Linked DNA regions of Homo sapiens: region 2 is linked to region 1. A link is a contact called in ENCODE Hi-C or POLR2A ChIA-PET data. All regions are on one chromosome and are shown on one strand. The core of a region is the stretch at or near the end of the contact, and the rest is flanking DNA. Distances in the headings are between cores, read along the strand shown.

What was found. A loop is a pair of places that touch in the nucleus more often than their neighbours do. ChIA-PET counts read pairs that join two places held with the same protein, here RNA polymerase II (POLR2A). Pooled maps may share reads with other maps.
Region 2: a loop to region 1 is called in a pooled map, with 5 times the contacts of the local background. The contact joins the enhancer-like site here to the promoter of ARHGAP15 in region 1. A Hi-C loop is called at or near these places in 2 of 168 maps with a recorded cell type or tissue (endothelial cell of umbilical vein and mammary epithelial cell), 3 of 37 single-sample maps with no recorded cell type and 10 of 50 pooled maps. POLR2A ChIA-PET finds 5 or more read pairs at or near these places in 7 of 52 experiments (A673, CD4-positive, alpha-beta memory T cell, H1 and 4 more).

Annotation. Positions count from the first base shown.
Region 1 is chr2:143,128,120-143,131,844 of GRCh38, reverse strand. ARHGAP15 (Rho GTPase activating protein 15) reads right to left here and starts at 2,426. Exons shown (of 14, transcript NM_018460.4): 1 at 2,379-2,426.
Region 2 is chr2:143,082,122-143,085,536 of GRCh38, reverse strand. No RefSeq gene overlaps it. Among named protein-coding and RNA genes, the nearest start is that of ARHGAP15, 46 kb to the left of the region's middle. Within about 2 kb of position 1,681, at least 3 of the 41 ENCODE cell types and tissues checked have a DNase peak (open chromatin) inside an H3K27ac peak, as active enhancers do; they include endothelial cell of umbilical vein and mammary epithelial cell, where a contact is called at or near this core.

The DNA.
Region 1 (3,725 bases), core at 1,177-3,676:
GTCTTCCCCCAACCATTTACCATGGCATCAGTCTCCTCACTTGAGATCCAACATTTAGCTAATCCTTTGGGCCCTGTCTGCTGAGGAAACATATTAAAATTCCACTGGGGGGAGAAAGGGAGGCCTGGCTAGGAAGTCAAAGCTCTGTAGCCTTCTCCTATAAGCGTGGATTATTTTTATTAGATTCCCTAAGTGCTGGAAAATGGGATGAGTACATTTTAAAAGTTCAGTTGAATGGAAGGAGCCAGTGAATGGAAGGGTCTATCTTTCTAGGTACCAAGTCTATGGGACTCTAAATTAGGAGCAGAGCAGGCCGCTCCAGAAGAGAATAATAAAAAGGAGCAACAGGAGGAATATCAAGGAAAGAGTTTCTCCTTTCTGAATCTTACTGAATGCTGGCCCTAAGTGGAAAAGCACGACATTCTTTGAGCAAATTAGCTTTAATATGACTTTCCAAATAAAATCTTCCGTATTATTTTCATTTCATCAAAACTTGTTTCTGACTCATCCACTTAAAACATATAAAGTAATAGAATTCTATAGTAACTTATTTGCAATTAACTGTCTTAAAATTTGGTTTGTACCTTACTGCTCTTTACAAACAATTCTGAAGGTATTTTAATTTACCTATCATCTTTACTCATTGATCTTTCTAAATTCATATCAAGCTCTCTTCAATTCATTCTTAATTTTACACATATTCCATAAAATATGTGTATTTTAATTTAACAGTTTCTGCAAGAAACACTCATTTTTACAGTGAATTTCTTTTTTAAAAGCATTAAACAATTTAAAAAATTTTCATGGACTTTTCCTCAATGCCAGATGTTTATCTGCATATTCATTCTTGCTAAGGTGTAAGTATTGCATGTGTTTATTCATTTGATATTCTTTTATAATAAAATGAAAGAAAGTAATAACATATCAACCAAAATTATCAGAATTATACAGCTTCTATAGATGCAGAGGTTCAGAACCACGATATTGAAGACAGATTTAAATAATGCTTTCCATTGTGAGGAAATGCAACAAATTGAAAATCTAATCACAATATCAAAGCAAATATATATTACCAGGGTCTTCTTACATGCTAACAATAAAAAATGTATTGAACACCAAGTCCTAATCTCTATTTTTCTGTGATCATTTTAATAGTCAACAAGTAGCTAGCTTCAGTATTGACAATTGAAGAGGTCTTAAAATGGAGTGTACTACTATGCCTAATAATTTCCTACTAAATTGACCATGTCAAAAAACATTTATGTGTGTCTTTCAATAGAAGACAATAAAAGAAAAGAAAATTGTTGCCACTTATCAACCCTGTAACCATTTTTTAATAACACAAAAAATAGGTGTTGTGGGGGCCATCACTTCTCCCATCCAGCAGCACAATAAAAATAATATTAGGGAAGAATGGATCATATCTTGGGCTGTTATTAAAATTCTTTCAAAAATCTACAGTCAGATTTATTTTAGGTATTTGTCTCTGAGATTAGCAATATTTTGATGTTTTCTGCACATATGTTACAGCACACAAAGACATTCTGTAAAAGCAAGAAGTCAATATAAAAGAAAATTACATGTCAGTTTAGGACTAACAAATCCTTTTCATTTCTAAGGTTTATTATTTTGGAATATTTCAAAGAAGGAAAATTATATAATTACATAAATAACAAAAGTATACCTCTAATTTGCCTCTCCTCTCAGAGTAACCTTCAATGAAATCAGCTGTGACTTCTTTTTTAAATATAAAAGTTTGCTTATGAATTAGAAACTTACACTCATTTCACCCTATATCTTAAATGAAATTTAGAAAAAAAATTTCAAGTGTCATGATAGACAGTATTCCTTTACATTTTAAAAGCTCCTTGCTTTTTAATTAGCTACATAGTAACCTTTTTAAGGGTTTTTAGTGCTAACATTAATACAATGCTTTAAAGTGAGTATCTTTCACACTGAAATTCAAGCTATTTCTCATTGTTATACCCTTTTCTCTTTCCTTATCTGGATGTTGAACAATACATATTTTTATAAAACAGTTGGTTAAAGGTGCAAAGTCTCACATTATTTCTAGTAGTTATTTTTAAATGCACTTCAAACTAAAACTTTATAACTTATTCTGTCTTTAACATTTTAGTACAAAATCTTAGCAAATCATCTTATTATTATAACATTTTAGTAAAAGACATTGGAATTTGACAGCTGCAAATATGAAAAGAACATTCTTTTCTACATCAAAGGAAACCAGCCAATGTTTTAATCACAGGTAAAAGCGTCATATTTTGTAGAAATGTTTATATGTTCACACCAAAATGTAGGAAACTCTGCCGAACATGTTCAAGTTTAAATTTCATGTACAATATAAAGTTAAAACTTACCTTTTCTCGGCAATGACCTGTTATTGAAACTGCCATCAACTCCTAACTGTTAATGACTCTTTCAACAAAAACGGAAAACAGTAAAGTCACATGTCGTAAGAGTAGGCCTGTGTTGGATGCTGCTTAATTTCAGTACTGGGGGAAGAAAAAGGCGGGGGGTGGGGTGAGCACAAAACTTTTAAATAAAACCACTTCCTGGGTAGAGACAGTTAACCACACACATCACATCATTACTCAATTTGAAGAAATTGCCTTGTATAGTCAACAATATTGTTATTTTTCAATGTTATTATCAATTGTCAAACAAGACACATGTATAGAGATTTTATCAATTTTAACTTAAGGGAGGAAAATGTGTGATTAAAAATTCATCAGTGGGAGGAGCAGACTGCTAAGCACTGAAGAAACTTCCTCTTTCTCTGCCTTCTAGCAAGGGCTGAAAAATGAAGCGTCTACTCTGCTGGCTACGCTTGAGATGCTCCCATGCTATCAGGACACTCTGCATATTGACTTTGGAAGCAAGGAAGCCACCTCCAATTCACAGAGCTGGTGCCTCTGCCTCATTCATGAAAGGACCCACCAAAACCTGATCCAGTTAACAGGTTCATCAGGCCTTGGGAGGGTTGCATTAGAACTTCAGAAAACACAGCCCAGAGCCACGCCGCCATCTGAGCATCTGGGGAAAAGGCAGGTGTTCATCATGCTCGTCGAACACACCCTGTGGCATTTGCTGTGACTGTGGCTCTCATACGGATGTGTCCACTCTGGCAATTTCCTAAGCAGTTCTGAAACCTGCTGAAGAGCTTTTGCTCTAGCTGAGTGATTCTTTGTGTGGTCTGACTTAAAAAGAAAAAAAATATATATTATAATAAAGGATCCAAACAATATCATTTTGGCATGCTGCTGAATGCCCTCTTGTGTCAAACTTCAACAAACCCAAGACATATTTGTAAGGGGTCTCAGAAATAACTCTAGGATGTGCATCTTTATTGAGCCATGGAGTTCAAGAATAAGCTCCTGGATTTTCAGGCTTGGCTGGTTTTGTGAGATTTGCAGCTTAATCATAAAAGGAAGAGAGGAAAAGCTTTCCTTCCAAATATATGAGAGAGTTAAATCACAATCTCTTGTCATACAAACCAATTAGACTAGAAATCTGTGTAATAGAGCTCAGTGGTATAGAATGTTTGGCATACTAAAAGTCAATCTTTAAAAATAGATTTGGTGGATATGGCCCAAGTTAGGGATGGCATGTCCCTATCAGTTAACTGAATTTCTCTGGGATCTTTTTCTAAAAATCACATTTCAGATTGACCCTAGAATTCACTGTCAGTTCTCATTTCAGGAAGG
Region 2 (3,415 bases), core at 432-2,931, 46 kb after region 1:
TTGATCTTCTATCCAGTCCTCCCAAACTTTCTTCATGTCAGCAATAAGGTTGTTTTGCTTTCTTATCATTTTTGTGTTCACCGGAGTAGCACTTTTAATTTCCTTCAAGAGCTTTATTTTGCATTCACACATTAACTAAACCATTTGGCAAAAGAGGCCTAGCTTTCAGCCTGTCTCTGCTTTCAACATGCCTTCCTCACTAAGGTTAGTCATTTCTAGCTTTTGATTTAAAGTGAGAGACCTGTGACACTTCCTTTGACTAGAACACTTAGAGACCATTGTAAAGTTATTATTAACTGGCATAATTTTAATATTGTGTCTTGGGGAGTAGGGATGCCCATGCAGAGAAAGAAAGACAGGGAAATGGCCAGTGGAGCAATCAGAACACACACATTTATTGGTTAAGTTCACCAAGTTATACGGGCATGGTTTGTGGCATCCCAAGACAATTATAATAGTAACATCAAAGATCACTGATCACAGATCACCATAACAGATATAATAATGAAAAAGCTTGCAATGTCACAAGAATTACCAAAATATGACACTGAGACATGAAGGGAGCACACACTGTTAGAAAAATGGTGTCAATGGACTTGTGTGACACAGTTGCCATAGACCTTCAATTTGTATGAAATGAAATATCCACAAAGTGCAATAAAGCGAAATGCAATAAGGCAATGTATGCCTGTATAGAACATGCAGTATGCATGAATTATTGCTTTCTTTTCCTGAAAGTTAGTGTGAAAGCAGTGAAAGCAGGTATGGAGAAAGCAAGGAAAATGTTACAGGCGCCCACCCTTCCTGGCTGGAATGGAGTTTGGCATATGGTCAGAGTTGCGCATGTATTTCCTGTAAATCAATGAATAGTTCCTGCATTCAATGCTAAATATTCCATATTTTAAACAAGTGTGTGGTGACTGAAGCCAGAGAATCCTGTGAAAGACTATCACCTCTGTCAGGAGAGAGGCAGGTTTATAAAGAGGCTTAAGCAGCTAAACAAAATAATCAGTAATAATCTGCAATATTGTTATCCCCCTAAGGGATTGTGTAGCAATTGAGAATTGTAGAATCCCCACAGAAACACAGTATAGAAGGGAGAGGGAAAAGGAACAGGCATAATTAGAACCTAAGGGTTCTAGACTTTGACTACTTTGGTCCTCAGTTTCTACATCTGTACAAAGTGGGGATGTAGAATTTTAGGGCCCCAATGACCTCTAAACAAACTGCAGCTCTTCAATGGAGGCAACATGCCAGAAGCCTATATTCTTTAAATAAGTCCAGTGTGGACAGTTTTTCCTCCATTACTGGAAAACAGGACACTTTGATTGACTTCCAGGTCATGTATCTAATTTGTATTTTGAGTAAAAAAAATAGTACAAAATAGACCTCATATAAACACTAGAATCCTATTGGGAAATGCTCTGGGAAATGCTTGTTCCTGAAAGACACTTGAGAGGCAGGAGGAATTTTTGTCAGTTTGGCCACATTCAACCTGGGTCCTCAGCTCACTGAAAGGAATGAAGAGCTGCATCATCCACCTACACAATTTAGGCCATTCTTTATTTTTAATTTATTTTGACTGAGCACATTTAGTCCAAGCGTTTGAAAGTGAAACATTCTGCATGCAACAATGCCACCGTATTTAGATGATGCCATTTCCTCTCTGACTCACTCATTACTGCTCATGAAGAAAACCTGAGAAGTTGAGTCTTCTGAGGAATTCCAGAAACTGAAAAAAAAAAAAAAAAAAGAAAAGAGGAAGTCTTCTTTTATCCCTGTTGTTAGGATTAAAACTCTCCTCTTCACTTTCATAAGACTTGGTGGAAGTACCTCTGTTAGCTTATTCTGACTTAGATTTAATGATATTTATCTTTATTTCTAATTCTTGTTCTTTGGGAGTTGGAATCCTATTTCTCTATTTTCTATATATATATATATATATAAATGCTAAAATAATTCTAACACAGGATTTTTTTTTTTTTTTTTTGAGACAGGGTCTGGCTCTGTCACGCAGGCTGGAGTTCAGTGTCACAATCTCAGCTCAATGCAGACTCAACCTCCCAGGGTCAAGCAATCCTTCCACTTCAGCCTCTTGAGTAGCTGGGACCACAAGAGTGCACCACCAGACCTGGCTACTTTTTGTATTTTTTGTAGAGAGGGGGTTCACCAGGTTGCCCAGGCTGGTCTCAAACTCTTGAACTGAAACGATCTGCCCACCTCACCCTCCCAAAGTGCTATCATGCCTGGCCCTCAAACAGGATTTTTAATGATGCAATAATTGAACCAGTCCCTTACAGTTGTGCATTTGATTCCTGCTTTCTATCTTTATAAATAATATTTAGACAAGCTTTCCTGAATATAATCTTTATGAATTTTTCTGGAGTCTATTATGTTTCCAAAGGTAGCTACAACCAGAAAGCCCATCTATGTGGTCTCCCACAGTATGCCTATGCTGCTTCAGCATCAAGAAGTAGTATGAATTTCCCCTTCCTTGGGATCTAGGCTAGCCCTGTGACTTGTTCTGGTCAGTAGAATCTGGTGGAAGTGACACTGGGAAACTTTCAAAGCTTGGCCTAAAGACATCTACAGCTTTTGCTGTCACGACTTAAAATGCTCGCTTTTGGGATCTAGTCACCATGAAAAGGGGCCTGAGCATCCATGGGGTGGGGTAGGGTGGGAGTGGGCAGAAAGAGAGAGATAGAAGTCTCAGGTGTCCAGCATCTCAGCTATCCCTGCTAAAGTGCCAGATATGTAAGTCAAGTCATCTTAGTTATTCCAGCCCCAGATGCCATTGGAGTGGAATTTAACCCTGTAAGACATTCCAGACAATGACATGTAAGTGGAAAAACCACTCCAGCTGAGCCCTGTCCAATTTATGATTTACAGAATTATGGGCAAATCAAAACATTGTTCTCCCAGCCATGAAATTTATGCAGCAATAGATAATTAAAACATTTTTAAATTTAGAAAAATGCTTAGAAATACAATTATATTTCTAGTTTTTAGAAGGATAATATTTCTGGAAAATACCAAGCAGAGGTCTTTCTGGTCTCCTTAAATCATGATTCCTATGAGTTCTCATAGGGGATTTTAGATTTAGGGAGACACAGATACAGTGTAACATAATTCATTGTTCAGCTATGTGAAATTAGGCTTTCCTGAATTCTTCATTGAGACTTATAGTCTGGAAAATCAGAAACCTTATCAAGAGGAAAACGGGTGTTAAAAGAAAAACTTCAACCGAATTAAGTTTAAAGGAGTTTAATTCAGCAATGAATTATTCATGAATTGGGCAGCCTTCTGAGCCAGAGTAGGCTTAGAGACTCCAGCACACCCAGTTAGTGGAAGAAAATTTATGGACAGAAAAAGGAAAGTGACGTACAGAGAATGGAAGTGAGGTATTGGTTACAGC